Regions from separate parts of the Mus musculus genome. Here region 2 is linked to region 1. The links are chromatin loops, found by intact Hi-C in ENCODE. Cell type or tissue: left cerebral cortex. All regions are shown on one strand.

Region 1 (8,000 bases):
CTCTGGAATACAATGCTGTGTGCCCCTCCCTAAGCCACATATCTGCTTCTGATGGAAGAAGGAAGGGAAATTTTCTCTTACCATTTGCCAACCTCATGGTTTTTTTCAGACTCTGTTGAAATTGCACTGCTGCTCCAAATAGATGCTGCTCGTACACTGAGAGTAGGTTGACAGGTCCCTTTGCTAATAATAAGAGAAGAGCTCAGAAGGGCAGGACTGGCCACTTTTGTGAGAACCATTGAAACAGGGGAATCTAGAGCTGGTGGAGTGGAAGCTGTGGATAGCACAGAGGAGAACGGAGCAGGTGAGGAGTAAGGGTTGAAGGGAGTATGCAGTGTGTATGGCATGGATATGACCAGAGCCCATCACAAGATGAGGGATGAACAGAGGGTGAAATATATAGGGGTCCAGGGTAGGAATCTAATGGTTATCTGGGCAAGGAAGGGGCAGCTGAAACAGCCCACTCCGATGTGAACAACTGAAGTGGCTGAGCTAGAAGTACTGTGTCCAGATGTAGAAAGGCATCTTATTTTTTAATTTTTTATTAGGTATTTTCCTCATTTACATTTCCAATGCTATCCCAAAAGTCCCGCATACCCTCCCCCCAACTCCCCTACCCACCCACTCCCACTTCTTGGCCCTGGCGTTCCCCTGTACTGAAGCATATAAAGTTTGCACGATCAATGGGAACTAACCAGAAAGGCATCTTTTAATTAACCAGTAATGTTCCAGTCATGGTCTCTGGCAGATGATGGGGTGAATCTCAAGTCTGGGATCTGATCTGATCTCATTTGATCATTACTTGCTGAAAGTAATTTCTTGGCTGCAAGTTTAATGGTTGGGTTTGTAGACTGTGTTAAATGTCCCTGTGTTAAAAAAAAAAAAAAAAAAAAAAAAAAAAAAAAAAAAGCCTCATCAAAATGTCATTGACAACTCACTCCTTATCACATCTCCTCAGAACAAAGTCTTCCTTTTAATCTTTGCTGTTAAGCAAATAGGCTCTCTTGATGGGCTTGAGGAGGGGTGGGTAGCCTACCCAGGAAGCCTGAACAGGGCCTAAGCATGTCCTTATTAGTGGATCTTGGCAGCTGAGCATCTGCATGGCTACATTAGGACCTCCTGAGAGTCTGTCAGAGATGCAAGTTCCTGGGCTAACCATGGGAAGCACATCTCACTGCCATCTTCCTGAAGGACTGCTAGGGTGGGTGCACATTACAGCATCTTTCAGGCCAAGTGGGCATCACTGGATTTCCTTATGACTACCAGTAGATGGAGCTGGTGCCTTTGTAATGGTAAAGTGGATTAGCAAGGGAAAAAAGGAGAAAAAGAGGAAAGGAGGGGAAAAGACAGGAAGACAGTAGTGGAGAGAGGGAAAGACAGAGGTACAAAAACATGCTTGCTTTTGTCTGGATTATAAGACCTGGCCTGCAAAGCCCTGAAAAAAACTGAACCAACGGACACAGAGAAAGGATGTGGTTTAGCAGTGGGCAAACAAGATGGCTCAATGGGTTAAGATACCTACCACCATTGCAAACTTTATATGCCCCAGTACAGGGGAATGCCAGGGCCAAGAAGCAGGAGTGGGTGGGTGAAGGAGCAGGGCGAGGGGGGGGGGAGTTATAGGGAACTTTCGGGATAGCATTTGAAATGTATATAAAGAAAAATATCTAATAAAAAAATCTTTCTCAAAAAAACAAAAAATAGATACCTACCACCAAGTCTGATGACCTGTCCCTGGGACTCACTTGGTAGTGAATGAATAACCACAAGCTGTTCTCTGACCTCCAAATACTTATGGTATGTAACTCCTGGCAAATGAATGTAATAAAAATTGTTTTAAAAAAAGTCTTTTTAAAGAATCATTTCAGTTTTTTAATCACGTATGTGCATCCATGTGGGTACGTGCCTATGAGAGTGAGTATCTAAGGAGTCCAGAGGTGTCAGATCCCCTAGATATGGACATACAGGTACTACTAAGATATGTGCTGGGAACTTAACTCAGGTCCCTTTGTAAGACCAGTAAGCGTTCATAACTTCAGAGCCATCACTCTAGCTCCCCCATCCCCAAAACATATCTTAGAAAATGTAGTGCAGTTGTTTTAGTCTACCTGAACAGTTAAGCTAGTGATTGCTCTTGAGAACATCCATCGAGTCTAACAGGCTTACAGACAGTAACTGACTCCTCACCTTCTAGTGGCTGGAAGGTGTAAGAAAAAGGCAGTGGAAGATTTACTTTCTGGTGAACCTCTTATCGACTCAACAGTAGTATCATCACATAGAACAAGAAGCCTCTCTCTCTCTCTCTCTCTCTCTCTCTCACACTCACACACACACACACACACACACACACACACACACACACCACTTCTACAGGGGTGAAAATCTTAAAAAGAGCTCTCTCCTGGTCTATTCACCCCATAGGGACTCCATTATAACCATCACCTGAAGAGGTAGGATTTCACATCTGAAATTTGGAAGGTTCTTAAACACTCAGATCCTAGAAGGCAGTCAGAATTTCTCTCTGGCTACCACCCCATCCTATGACAAATGAAATTTCACCCTTGGCTATCATGAAGCTGCTGCTGTCCTGATAAAGACCAGGATAACACTCAGCTGTTGGCTGGGGTCCACGGTACATGTACAGAGCCTGATTTTGACTATCCTGAGCAGGGGAGAATATCTGCTAATAGAATCATAATCAGGAGTTCATGGAAGTAACCCTAAGGGAGCTGAGTGAGTCAGACTGAAGAAGCCACAGTCAGGGCCTTAGAGAAGGACAGTCTGGTAGATGAGGTCGTCTTTACCAGGGCGTGTTTAGAAGCTGTTTCGTTCATTAGTGTGAACTCTAGCAGCACCTGGTAACATCTCTCAGATGGAGAAAGTAGGGGTATGCTCACACTTCCTCATTGTGGGCCCACTTCTTACTTAGCTGCAGAAAATGATATCATAATAATTACTCAAGAAAACACCAACTTTGTGTCATAGTGAAAGAAGAAGGGTGGCAAGACACTAAACCCTGCAAAGATCCTTGTTCTAGAACCAGGATTTTCTTGTGGGTAATTCCAAAAGAGCAGAGAACATTATCTTAGAAAAAGAAGAGCTAATAGATGTATTGTCAAGCTCACTCTTGTGGGATGCTGAGGTGGGGGCTTAGTTGCACACTGAAAATAAGAATACAAGGAAGCTCCAAGGCACCATTCTTACTTCTGTGTGTCCCTCTCTGTGGCTGATGGGGCATGGGGCTTAAAGGAGACCTTGGAAAGAAAAGCAGAGACACCAAGTGTGTCTGATTAATCTTTCTTTTGCACAGGAGCCTTGCTCAGTGCTCTAGAAGCTTCCATCCCAACAAGACTACAGTTGTAAATGCCTGAGAGGATGTCATACGTGTAACAAGAAGCATCTACTACAGTTGTAGCACATCTCAAGAACTAGTCTCTACCTACCATTTGGTCATGGGATCATGTAGACTGCAGGAATTTTGTGGATGCCCTGAAGGGGTGAGACCTTATCACAAGGTAATTTGCATATGACCTTCCATCTGAATTTCTCCATTGAATCTTTTTCCTTGATTTGTGTTTTGTTTATTTTTCTGAGGTTTGACCTTGCTATGTATATGTAGCTCATGCTATACTTGAACTTATAGCAATCCTCCTGCCTCAGGCTCCTGGATGCTGGAACTAGAGGCATTTGGCACCACACCTAGCTGTCCCTTTTATTCAAGAGAATAAGACTAGACAGCTCCTGTGCAAAAGAAAGATTAATCAGACACACGTGGTGTCTCTGCTTTTCTTTCATTGTCATTGACTAGACAGCTTAGAAACAAGCCAGGACAAAGTCTCCTGACTTGCTCATGGTTTTATGGATTTCATTCAATGGTTTGTAATCTATAGCAAGTGTTACTGTAGCATTCAGTCACCTTGCATCTGCTTAATAAAGTAAAACCAATTGCTAAAAATACTTCCTACTGGATAAATCATTTTCCTTGTCCCTGACTCATAAAATTTAAAAGGAAATGGGAAATATCTCATTTACTTGACTCATTCTAGTTTTCCACACAATCAACAAAGATTGAGACCTGGATTGCTCTGTTTCCTTGTAGTATCTCCACACAGCTGCCTTGTTCAGTTGTCTCCCATGGGTGCCTGTGCACAGAACAGCCTGGCTCTGGCAGGGAGAAAAGCTGGCGTTTGTTTCAGAGTTTTTCTTGTTGCTTCTGTTGTGGCATGCCCTCCTTACCCACCCATCTGTCTCTACCATGACAGTTAGCCTGTGGTTCACATGACACTGTCTTTCCCAGGATGCTGGAAACACTCAGTGCATACAACTCTCTTGGCTGACTCCACTGGGCATATGCTGCATGTCGCATCTCTTGTCCAGCAGTTTATTCATGTTCTTGATCTGGTTCTGAGACTCCTACACAGTCTGCCTTTGGCTCAGACAACCCAAGATTTTCTGGGCTTTGTCTCCATATTTCTAGACACCTCAGAAAGGCTTCCACTTCTGGTGACAAACACTTGTGAAAAAAAAAATATCATTGGGTTTTGCCCAAGTGTTGCTTGTAGGGAAGGCTGACTGCCTGTGTGTCTAACAGAACTCTCCAAACAGGGAGAGGCAGGAGGCTTGTGATGGCTCATCATCTCAAACAACACTTTTGCTCAGTCTGGGCAAGCACTGCTGTCCATGCTCCCCAGGGACCCCATCACAGTAAACTAATTCTCCTGAATTCCATTCTAAACTCGTTAACTATGTTTGCTGTAGTTCAACTTGAATTCTAGTTAACTGTTTATTCCTCGGCTTCCTTCATCGTGGAATTGAGGGAGGAGGCTTGGCTCATAGTCAGCAGTGTCTCCTGTTCAGGAAGTCATAATCTGTGTGATAGACGAATGCATGTCACTCTGCCCTAGCTCTCCATGGCCTTGTATGCCTATGTCCCTCGTGGCTGCTATCCCTGTCGTTCTTGGGCAAGATTTTGAATATACAATATGGTAAATGATCACCCAACACAGATAATGCCTCAGCCTTTCCACTTACAAAATCTGCTGGTTGCCACACTGAGCCATCCAGGAGGTGAGATTGAAAGTGATGTTTCTAGAAAGTGTCTTCCATGGAGTAAACGTGCTTGTGACAGCAGGTGGAGAGAGGTATCTTTACAGATTATAGTTGGAGTATGTGAAAATGTATTTTTAAATTAATTTTATTGTGTTGATCTTATTACAGAAATAAAAAATCTTTTTACAGAATAGGTGACCCTCAATCAGGCATATGATTCCATCTACCAGAAAAACATACCTTTTTATTTTTCTTTGAAGTGCTGGGCTTGGAAGCCAGAGAATTGTCTATACTAGGCACCTGTTCTATCATTAACCAATACACCAGTCCAAGAAAAAATTTTTAACACCTTGATATATAGATTTGCAAATCATTGTGTGCGTGTGTGCCTGTGTGTCTACATGGTTCTCTTTAAGAATTCAGGTCTTACTTAAAATCTGTTGTGAAAGATTTCTGTTAAAAGAAACTGTGAAGTGAACCCTTTGAGAGGGGAATCATTCTGTAGAATCATTTGTGCTATTGGTTCAAGTAAGACCTAGAGATCATTAACTATGATCAAGGGTAAGTGGGTGTTGCGATTGTCTCACAATCTGAAATTTTCTGTCTCTATCTCTGTTTTGCAGCTTTAGTTTGTTAATGGCTATTTTTCATGATGGTTCTTAAACACTTTAACCTCCCTTTTAACCCACCGCCCACCAGAGGGAGTGAAAAAAGAAAGGATAGGGGGGGGGGGAGGGAGGGTCGGGGAGGTGGGGTGGGGGAAGAAGACCTGTTTAAAAAGGTTCTTTGGAGCAACTCCCATCTGTGTTGTCTGGAAATCAGCAGTTCAGTTCACAAATTAGCAGCGACAGCTCAATCCACTCACAAACACTTCATGGATACACCAACAATCTAGATCAGTGGTGCATGGATAGGACAGGTGTTAAGAACTAGCAGGAACAACCAGGAAGGAGGGATTCAGACCAGCGGGGATGTCAGGAGAAGTTCTCAGCTCTGTGTCTTTCTAGATGAAGCAAAGATCAGTGAAGACCTGAGACCAAGAACCATTTAGCTATGTAAGCAAGTCAAGGTCAGCCTCCAACACTGTCCCTCAAGTCTTTTTATACTCCTTCCAAACATCACATATCCTCCATGGGTTTTGTCTCAGCACGTGAGTCTGTCTCAGCTGACACCACTCTGCCAATCAGGCAAAGTCCAAGGAAGCAGCAAAAACTATAGCAACCACCACAAGTTTTTTGGTGTGTTTCTCTCTATGGAGTCCTGACAAATGGAGCTCAACTATGCAATGTAAGGTGGACCAATGCATGTGGTCATTAAGTGAAGAATCCTTCATCACGTGTCTTTCACATGCTTGCTTTAGCAGAACATCCTCTGTCCTGTGTCTGCTTCAGTCAAACATTGCTTCACAAGACTGTCTTAGCCTTTTACCTGTGTCCACTTCAGGAAAACACTCCTTCATGTGTTTGCCCCAGCAACACAACTGACTATCCAAAGAACCCTTGAGTTTCCACTTCACTGTCTCTTCTTCCACTCACCTACCTACCCATCTATTTACTCCCATTCATCTCTACTCACCAACCCCTATTCATTAATCCAACTACTCAGCCCACCTAGCCACCTAGCCATCCATCTATCCTTCTACCCACCATGCATTGGTGCATGTGTGTATCCAGCCAGCTATGCTCTCCAGCCATCAATTAATTCATCTATCAATCTACCCAAACATGTTTCAATTCATGCATTCATCCATCTGTTATCATTCATTGGCCAATTATGTATTTCCTAATTGTGTATTGAGAGACTGACACGAAAAGCCCATGGGAAAAGTCAGGCTAGTTGATTGAGAGCCTCCTCAGGGAGTCCCATGCATGTAGTGCTACGTATTTATGCCATTCCCCAAGGACTGGATTACATGGTGAAAGATTAACATCCCTGCTGCACAAATTAAAAGTGCTCTATTATTTGCAGCATGGAGTAGACCAGCTGAAGATCAGGCATCTTCTTTTTGAACAGCATAATTAAATACCTCTCAGCCTGAAACCCTTGCTATATTGATTTGAATTAATTATTTGTGCGTTTGTACTCTCCTGACTTCCCCAGCCCAGGAATGCCACACCGTGCAACACTGCCCAGCCACCAACTCTCCATCCACACTCCCTAGTCAGAAAGTGTTGACAGTTCTAAGCACAATCAATCAGTCCAATGGAATCAAATTTTGCTGATAAAGGAGAGACTTGCTTGGAAAATTGACATCCTATTTAATGGGAATTAGCATTCTGAAATACAAGTGTGGAGTTTTATGCCTAAAAGCACCAATTTGTTAGATTGGGGTTTGGAGAAGCTGCAGGGGGTGGCAGTGGGAGAAGCTGGGGGCTGGGGAAGCCAGGGCAGCTTGGATAGCCACTGCCTAGCCTTTTGGAATTTAGAGAACAGGAGTCTGTTGAACTGCTCATGGGACTGGCTTGATACGGCAGCAGATTTCCTTATAAACATGCTCACTGCAGACTTTTTTTCCAAAGCCATACAGGCAAAATTGTATACTGTAATCTACCCAAAGAATTATGCATTGGAAAAAAAAATAAGTCAACATTTTCCATGAAAATGGAAACCTAAGTCATCTGTCATCCAGTCTAACTGTGTTGATGTCATCTTAAACAGTAAACAGGACACATATTTTGATCAATAACCTGGTTCAGACTAGGAGTTAACATATACCTGTAGCTCCTCCTTTGGAGGAACACTCTGATACTCTGCCCTGTCTCCTACCCTGGAAAGCCATTAGAGGCCACAGGCAGCGGGAACTGTGCATGAAAGATTGGATGGAAACCGTCAACATGCAAGCTCTCATTCCCACAGGTGCTGAGACCATGTGTCTCTCTGAGGCCAGCGGGTAGCCACCTGGTTGGTAGGCTTTAAGAGAAGCAGGGAGACAGTTTCTGTCACCACGTAGG
Region 2 (8,000 bases), 130 kb after region 1:
CCAGCTGACCAGCAACCACAATTCTTAATTCAAATACATTGCACGAATGTCCCTGACAGATAGAGTCTTTGATTCCCTCAGAAACTTCACAAGCCAGCCTTCCATTGTCTGCATTTCTCTCTGCATTCTTATCTCCCAAGCTCCCTCTATGACAGCCCATTATTCTGCTAGCACTCAATGACTTTTCCAGCCCCCAACTCCCAATCTTCCTTCCCCAAAACAACACAGTCAGGTACAATAAAATACTACCTTCTGGTTTCAATTCCTCGCTTAGTTTCTTTTTTTCTTCTGCAATAAAACACTGACCAAGAGTAACTTTAGGTGGGGAAAAGAGCTTATTTTGTCTTCAAACTCCCTGGGAAGGGTTTATTTCATCTTAATACTCCATGGTCACATCCATAGTTGAGGGGAGCTAAGACTAGAATTCAAACAGAAACCAGGAAGGAATGGTCCTTATTGGATCACTCACTGTCTCCTGCCCAGCTAGCTTTCTTTTACAGCCCAAGATGACCTGGGCTAGGGATGACACTGCCCATGTGGATATACATCAGTCACCAGTCAAGACAGACTCTCAAAGGCATGGGCACAGGGCCGTCTTTTGGAGGCAATTCTTCAATTGATGTTCTCTCTTCCCAGATGACTGTAGGGTGTTCTAAGTTGTGTCAAATTGAAAACAACAGGACATGCAGCAACTACCACCACCACCACCACCACCACCACCACCACCACCACCACCACCACCACCACTATCACCACCATCATATCGGCAACAAAACCACAAACAGCAACAGCAAAAGACCTAATAAAGACACATTGTTTCTTGCTTCTCGGCATACAACCAGCAGGGAAGGTGCCCAAAAGTCATTAAGATGAGCCTTTAGCACCCCTCACCATGCCTGCCTCCTCATTCGTGTGTAAAGCAGCTGACTCATGTCATTCCCTGCACAAATACAGTTTCCCAACAGACAAGGCATTAACATCACCATTGAAGCAATCTCTCTCCTTTATGCAGACAAGTTCCAACAGATTCTGTAACTTCTGCAAACACATGCTGCAGGAGCCTAGAGATGGTGTCACTCCCAAGGTATCCTTACGGTCCAGCCTCCTGCTTCTACTGAATTGGGAATGCATTGAGGGGTGAACCCCATTTCCTCATATGTATATTCTTGAGTGCTTCCTTACTGCACTTGAATAAAGTAATCAACTGCATGGCTGAAGCTAGACTCCTGTCTCCTGGAGCTGTCTGCAGGGAGAGGGAGCCAGAAATTAACTCTGAGCTTTTTCACTAGGATTTACAACTGAACCTGCTTGGTTTTCTCTTCACAGTTGTTTACTTGCTTGTTTGGGGACAAATTCTTACTATGTAATCAAAGCTTACTATGTAACCAACTTGCTGTGTAGAGCAGCTCAACTTGAACTTGTGATCTTTCTGCTCCTGCCCCTTGCGTGCTGATATTACAGGAATACATCACTGTATCCGGCTTTTATGCTTGGCATTCTTATAGGAATGGTGAGACATTGAGTTTTAGTTTCTTGAAACAGGACACCTGCTTGTCTCTGAGGTACTTTCAGAGGCTTCTCACAGGATGGTGTGAACAGCACAGAGTATATCTCTGTGGCTTCAGTGGGAGTGCCACAGCCTCATTCTCTGGTCTAGTAAGATCTGTCATGTCCTGCAGTGGCAGAGGAGCAGACCTTTCATTCATACTGATGTTCACAATGCTAAGTGATGGTGACTTGCAGCTATTAGCAGGGCTGAGCCCTCTGGGATGTGCACATTCCTGTGAAGAAAAGCAGAGCCCAGGAAGAACCTCCCCAGGCTGCACTTCAAAGGCAGAGTGACAGCCAAGTGTCTTGTCTCCAGATTGTGTCCTCCATCACAATTCACATCCTGTAGGTCTAGCAGGATCTGCTGTTATCGACTACTACATAGAGCCTATGGTGTAGAAGGGGGGTGTTTGGTCCCCACTTGTTCCTAAGGAGTGTGAATAGCCAGCTAGTCAGGGGGTAGTTGCAGGGCCTCTGGCAGTAACAGAATGACTGAGGCCCCAAAAGAGCAAGCTGTGAGTGGGTGGGCTACAACTGATGCTCTTTGGGCCAAAGGCAGGCTTAGAACACAGGAATGGGAGTTCTGAGGATCAGCACAGTAGGCTTCAGCCATCTAATGTGGCACTATAACTCAACCCTAGCACCCATGTCCCTGGAGATTTGGGGGAGGGGGGTGTCTTCTACAAGGTACAGTAGAGAGAACAGTGTCTGGGTAGTGGAAGGAAGGGTATAGGGCCAGACAGAAGGTAGATGGAAGTATAGCTAGTCTGTCCTGAAGACCCAGTGGGGGGAGTGTGCCCATTAGTGTGAGCAGGGTCTACTCTGCATGCTACCTCTTCTCACCCTCTACCCCAGGAGCCTTGGCTGATCTGATCGCTGCACAGCCTATCCTGGCTGTGAGAAACTGCTAATGACATGATGAGTGAAATCTCTCACTTAGCACAGAAAACCTCACAAAAAGGCCATGACTCTTCTTATTCATGTTGTCACTGAAGGATCCCACTGGGCATAAGCAGCTGTGATTGCAATGACAGCAACTCTGACTGGGAGACTGGTTCTCTGCTCCTAGCCCTTTGCTGTGAGACGGGATGACAAAGGCCACAGTACAACTCAATAGATGGATGAGACCTCCTGATGGATGGTGACCTCTGAAAAAGGACATTTGGAGTTCTTTGCAGTCCAAGAAGGACAAGATGACTAAGGTCTCTCTCTGTCCCTAACTTAAGCACCTTGGCTAATATCTTCCCTGGTAGGGATACTGACTCAAATTCGGGGCCAGGGGTATCTTGGAACTCCTGGATCCATGGCAGGAAGATATTTGAAGAAGGCATGCATTGGCCCAGCTCTGGTGTCTCTGTTTCACACACTGACAGAACTTGTGATTGGTTGACACCTTGGAATTTTCTTTACACCAGGACCAAGAAAAAGAGGAGGAAGAGGCAAGTTCATGAACTGGGAACTCTAGAGAGAATGTCTTTGGGGAATTCATGAGTGCTGAGCCAGGATGTGTGGACTGGTGTCCAGGCAGTGGAGCTCTATACCAGTCAGTTCTGGCCTGGAATCCCTCAGGCACCTCCTCTTAGGATTTTGGTTCAATCTAATTTATCATGAAAGATGGGAGGGCTAGTGTAAGGAATGCCTAACTGTGGGGCATTGGGCTATGCACAGACAGCCTGGTTTCCAGTCAAGCTGAGGTGTGGAACCCCAGGACCCGGTGGTGATAATTCACCTACATGGGACGGAAGTTCTCTCATGTCTCCTGGAACCCTGGCTCCTGTTGAAGTTACTGCTCCCCTCAGCCCCCACAAGAGAAGCATGGTTAGTAGTCACATGGGCAATGTCGCAAGTTTTTGACCTTCAGGCTAAACTCCTCCCCAGTTACCTAGCAACAGTAAAGATAGCAGCATACCTTAAGAGGTGCTGTTTGGCCCCTCCTCACTCTCTCACTCCTCTTGCTCTCTTGTTCTTTCTCCTCTCCTCTCTTTCTTCTTGTTCTCTCCTCTCCTTTCTCTCTCTCTCCCCTCACTTTCTAGCCTTTCTTCTCTCTCTCTTCTTTTCCGTTTCTCTCCTCTTGGCCATGTCCAGTCTCTCTCTGTGTCTCTTTTACCTTCTCCCTTTCTCCCTGCCTTTCTACAATAAAGCTCTAAAACCATAGACTGTCTCTGTTCATTTGTGTTTACTCTCGCCTGCGTGGGAACCTCTCTCCCTATGCCCTATCCCATAACCCTGGGGCACAGGGTGTTGCCCTAGGGCTCCCCAGTCCGGGGCTGCCCCTGGTCCACCACCCCCCAACCCCCACCCCAGTTGAGTGGAGTCAGTGGCTTAGATGCCCACCCAGGGCCAAGTGGAAAGTGTCTAATCAGCCCTCCTGCGTCTTCCTGCCCAGAGCATAGGAGGAACTCTGGCCAGATGTGGGCTATCCTCCCTCCCCCGTCTTTCCCTGGCCCCCTTTAGTTCCCACACCTAACCTTCCTAACCTTGTCCTGCAGAAAGTTTCTTTGAGCCTTGTGCTCTGGACATATAGTGACACAGATTGCAAGGATGAGCCAGTACAAGGAGTGGCAGGGTCGGTACCTGTAGTCAGGGTAGAGCCAGAGCTGAGGACCTGGGTCCCTTCCAGTCTTGGTGACATTATTGCTTGACCTCACTGTGCTTCTCCCTGGGAAGTCTGGCTCCTAGCGATGTGGTTGAGTAGTGCTGGGTCACACAGCCTGCTGAGACCAAAGGTAGAGTTGATGTCCCAGCTTAAAGAGACTGAAATCTGCCTCTTCCTTCCTGCGTTGCTATGTGTGTGTAGAATATGAATCAACCTGAGAGGATCTCCGAATGAGCAGCAACTTGCCTCTTGCTTCTGCCTCCCAACTCGAGAAGCACGTTTTCCTGCCTACTCTGTCTCTATCCTTCCTGGAGATGGGTTTGGTGTGTGGGAGGTGCAAACATGTGGAGTCCATGAACTCCAGTAGTGGTATGGTTTGCTACTATTGTCCCCTACTGGTGACAGCAGCTTAGGCCAACTAACATGGCTCTCTGCCCATTCCTGTGTCCAGAGCCTGGCTTACTGACAGGACCTGGACAAAAGGATAATGTTGCAGTCATAGTAAAAACCATAAAGGCTCTGGTGGGATGTGTTTCTTGTTTCCCAATTCTTGTATTCTGGGAACTTCTTGGGGACAAAGATAGTGTGAGATAGCATGCCCAGCACTGGCCACACAGCAGCATACTGTAAGACTTGGCTTTGGCATCTACCTCCCCTGTGCTCACTGCAGGAGGAGAGAGGAGGTCCTCTCTCACAGGATCTTCTCTAGTGTAGGTGTAAGGTGAGATTGGTTGGGGTGTTATCCTAGAACCCAGGACTAGATGAAGTATATCTATCTGTGTGTTAATTCCACCCTGCTCTCCCATGGGACAGGTGAGATCTGTCCACCTGTTTCGCTTAGATGTCCTCAGTACTCTCCTACTCTCTGTCACACCTCAGGATGGCTGCAGTCCCTTTCCTGCTCACATCTTCTTGTGTGTCTGGACATATAATGACACAGATCGCAAGGATGAGCGTCCTGTGTGTCTACCTCCTGATTGCCTTCCATACTACATGTTTGAATCTAAGTTCGCCCCATGGCCTAACCTGGGACAGTGGCCACCTGCTGGCATAAGGATACAGTGGAGCATTGGTGGGCAGCTCCTGCTTCTTTCTATCCTTGGTCCTCCTTGCTTTGGGATCCTTCCTCTAAATGGGATATGAACTGACCACATGCTATCTTAAGACTCAGCAAACCTTCTAGACCATTCTCAGAAGCAGAAGCATTTGTCTTCAACTAGCTTCTCAATTGTACCCTTTTGGGGAGTTGTAGAACCTTGGTATGTTCTTGGGGGAAGAACTCAAATCTTTTCAACCCAAAATAGCACTTCCCAATGAGTTATGATATCAGACATCTTGATGTTCTGCCTAGACTAGGAGAGGTTCCAAGGGGGTGAGCCACTTTGCTGTTGGCAGGTGTCAAGCTGAGCATTCCATTGTTCTGATTGTTGGGCTCAGACACAATGAGAAAGTAGAACCTCAAGCTTAGAGGTCAATAGTGAAGGAAAAACAAAGGGGTTCTTAAAAACAAACAGTAAGTATATATGCTCTTTCAAGATCCCCTGACTAAGCAGATGGCAGAGACAGCAATAGTGTTATCAGGTGTTACTCAGCAAGAGCCCTTCTGTGGAGACCATCCTAAATCATACTGGAAAAAAAGCCACAGCTCTAGGGAACTATATGGAGCCAAACATGACTTACTAAGTACAGTCTAATCCTTGTCATCCTCAATGATATCAAAGCCGAGAAAAGACTGGTTTAGGCAAGATTAGTCTCTCTCCCTACCTCCTTCTTTTTTCTGCTTCTGTTTATGTTTTCCCCTCTCATATTTCTTCTCTCACCCCCACTTATTTTTAGAATACAGAATTAAGCGATGGTAATGTTAGGTTTTGAGTGCATTGGGTTCTGGTATAGTGTGGTAGGATTCAGTCTTCTGACTGAAAGGTACATGGCCCATGCTTTATCTTACCACTGGCTTGACTGGGCTGTACGTGGCTCTGTAGGCTGTAGAGATGTTGATCTGTTAGCGATCAAGACAGCTACAAGTGACTTCACAACAATTGAGCATCTTCATAGCCAGCTCTCAGGGACCTAGCGACGAGACACTTCATTTCTAGCAGCCCAAGAGGCAACAGCTCACTCTTGTGTCCACCCCTTTGCACATGCGCCATGGCCTCTGAGGCATGTCCCTTCGCACATGCGTCACGGGCCCAGTATAAATCTCGATCTCCTTGCCCCCCATCCCTCTTCTTCTCCCTCCTCTTCCAGAGGCTGCCTCTGTCTCCCCATCCCAACACACCTCCCATATGAGACCTGCTACATGGTGTGATTTGTTTGAGACGTGCCACTTACTTCTAACAATCACACCTCAACTAGCTCCTGAACACTAGACTTTAGAAGATACTTTGGAGAAAGAGCCACACGGCATCCAGAACCAGAGGCACCCAAGTGAATGTTGAATAGGTGGGTCGCAGACCTTGGCAGGCTCCCTTAGACTGAGGCCTTTGAATCCTACTCTCCACCCCCACCCCTTCCATCTCTTATTGGAATTGTTGGATGCCACAAGGTTGGAGGTTTTAGTGTACACATGTCTAGTTCCAGCTCTCTGGCCTGTATAGACGCCCAATGAATATTGCTGAATTAGGAGACCTGGCAGGTAGACTCCTCCCAGGATCCTCTGGGAGATGTTGAACATTGAACACTGTTTCCATAGGACTCCCATCCTTGCCCCAGGCAAAAGTGCAATTTCCAGCAAGCAGCACGAGGTCTGCATAGACATATATACAAAGTAGCCCAACAGGTCAGTAGTCAGTGTAGATCTTCCTGAGCCTGTCAATGGAAGTAGTGCATAATTAAATGCCATTAAATGGACTTAGACACATCCAAGTTCATTAGCACAAGCGCCAGTTGAGTTTGAGTCATTGCGGAGGCTTGGCAGACAGAGGCAGTGCTGGTGGGAGAGACTTTGCATTATGGGATGGGTGATGAGGGCCTGATGTTTATTCTCTGCCAGATAGGCTAGGTGTCTCTTGGTAGAGAAGAAGGGGCTCCAATCATATGCTAACAAAGGTCTTGTGTGACTGTGGATACTTGCCTACAGGGCTGAGTAGTTAGAACAGAATCTGGCTTTTGCAGGATTGCAGTAGTCTCAAACCAAAGCAGAAGTCTGGGTCTTCTAGCCACCAACCTTCAGACAATATGAGGCTTGCCAGACCACTGAAGAGAATGAAAGGTAGGGAACTCAGCTGTCCTGAGGTAAGCAGCTGGGTCCTGGGCCATGCAGAGGACCAAGGCTGGGCAGGTATGTCTGAGGGGCATGGTGGAAAGAGGCCTTGCAAAGGAAGCTACTGGTACTGCTGGCTAGTGGGGCAGAAGTGTAAACTATATTTAAACTCATGAATACCCCAGTCACCGAGGCATCCAGTTCCACATTTGAGATTCAACCCTGGCGTTAAGCAAGTTCTTCTTCAGGTTTCTCTTAAAATTCAGATCTTTCAGAATGTATGTGGAATGTCAGGTGGCTTCTTATCTCTCCTGCCAGACTGTGTCTCCAGGCCTGACACTGGCCTTTCATCTTTGCACCAGAGTGCTCAAGGCCTGGCTACTTGAATGTGTTTGTTGAGTGAATGAATGATTGGCACTCTGGGCAGGTGTGACTGCATTATCGGGTTGAGAGGGAAGGAGGGCACTGCTAGCAAACACCTTCCCTTTGCCATTCTCCTGCAGACTGAAAGAGTCGAGCTTTTGGCCCTGGCAGCACTGAGTCAGGGAAGGATCATGCAGAAGTGGAGGTACCCTTGACGTGGTATACATATACTTCAACCTCCCAGCAGTTTTAATATCCCCTTCTTTATTACCAGGAGGCTGTTTGGATGAG

Evidence for each region. Hi-C counts contacts between places; a loop is a spot of excess contacts. Peaks named below come from ENCODE experiments on the same cell type or tissue, not always from the same donor. Only the 100,000 strongest peaks of a DNase experiment are listed, where the experiment ranks them.
Region 2: a loop joins it to region 1, with 8 times the contacts of the local background. A loop is called at or near these places in 2 of 42 quality-filtered maps.

Annotation. Positions count from the first base shown.
Region 1 is chr7:40,935,966-40,943,965 of GRCm38, reverse strand. No RefSeq gene overlaps it. Among named protein-coding and RNA genes, the nearest start is that of Vstm2b, 41 kb to the right of the region's middle. In left cerebral cortex, a CTCF peak has its summit at 1,256 (motif pointing right); DNase peaks (open chromatin) are centred at 1,259 and 4,415.
Region 2 is chr7:40,809,608-40,817,607 of GRCm38, reverse strand. No RefSeq gene overlaps it. Among named protein-coding and RNA genes, the nearest start is that of Gm51479, 80 kb to the left of the region's middle. In left cerebral cortex, a CTCF peak has its summit at 4,532 (motif pointing left); a DNase peak (open chromatin) is centred at 4,455.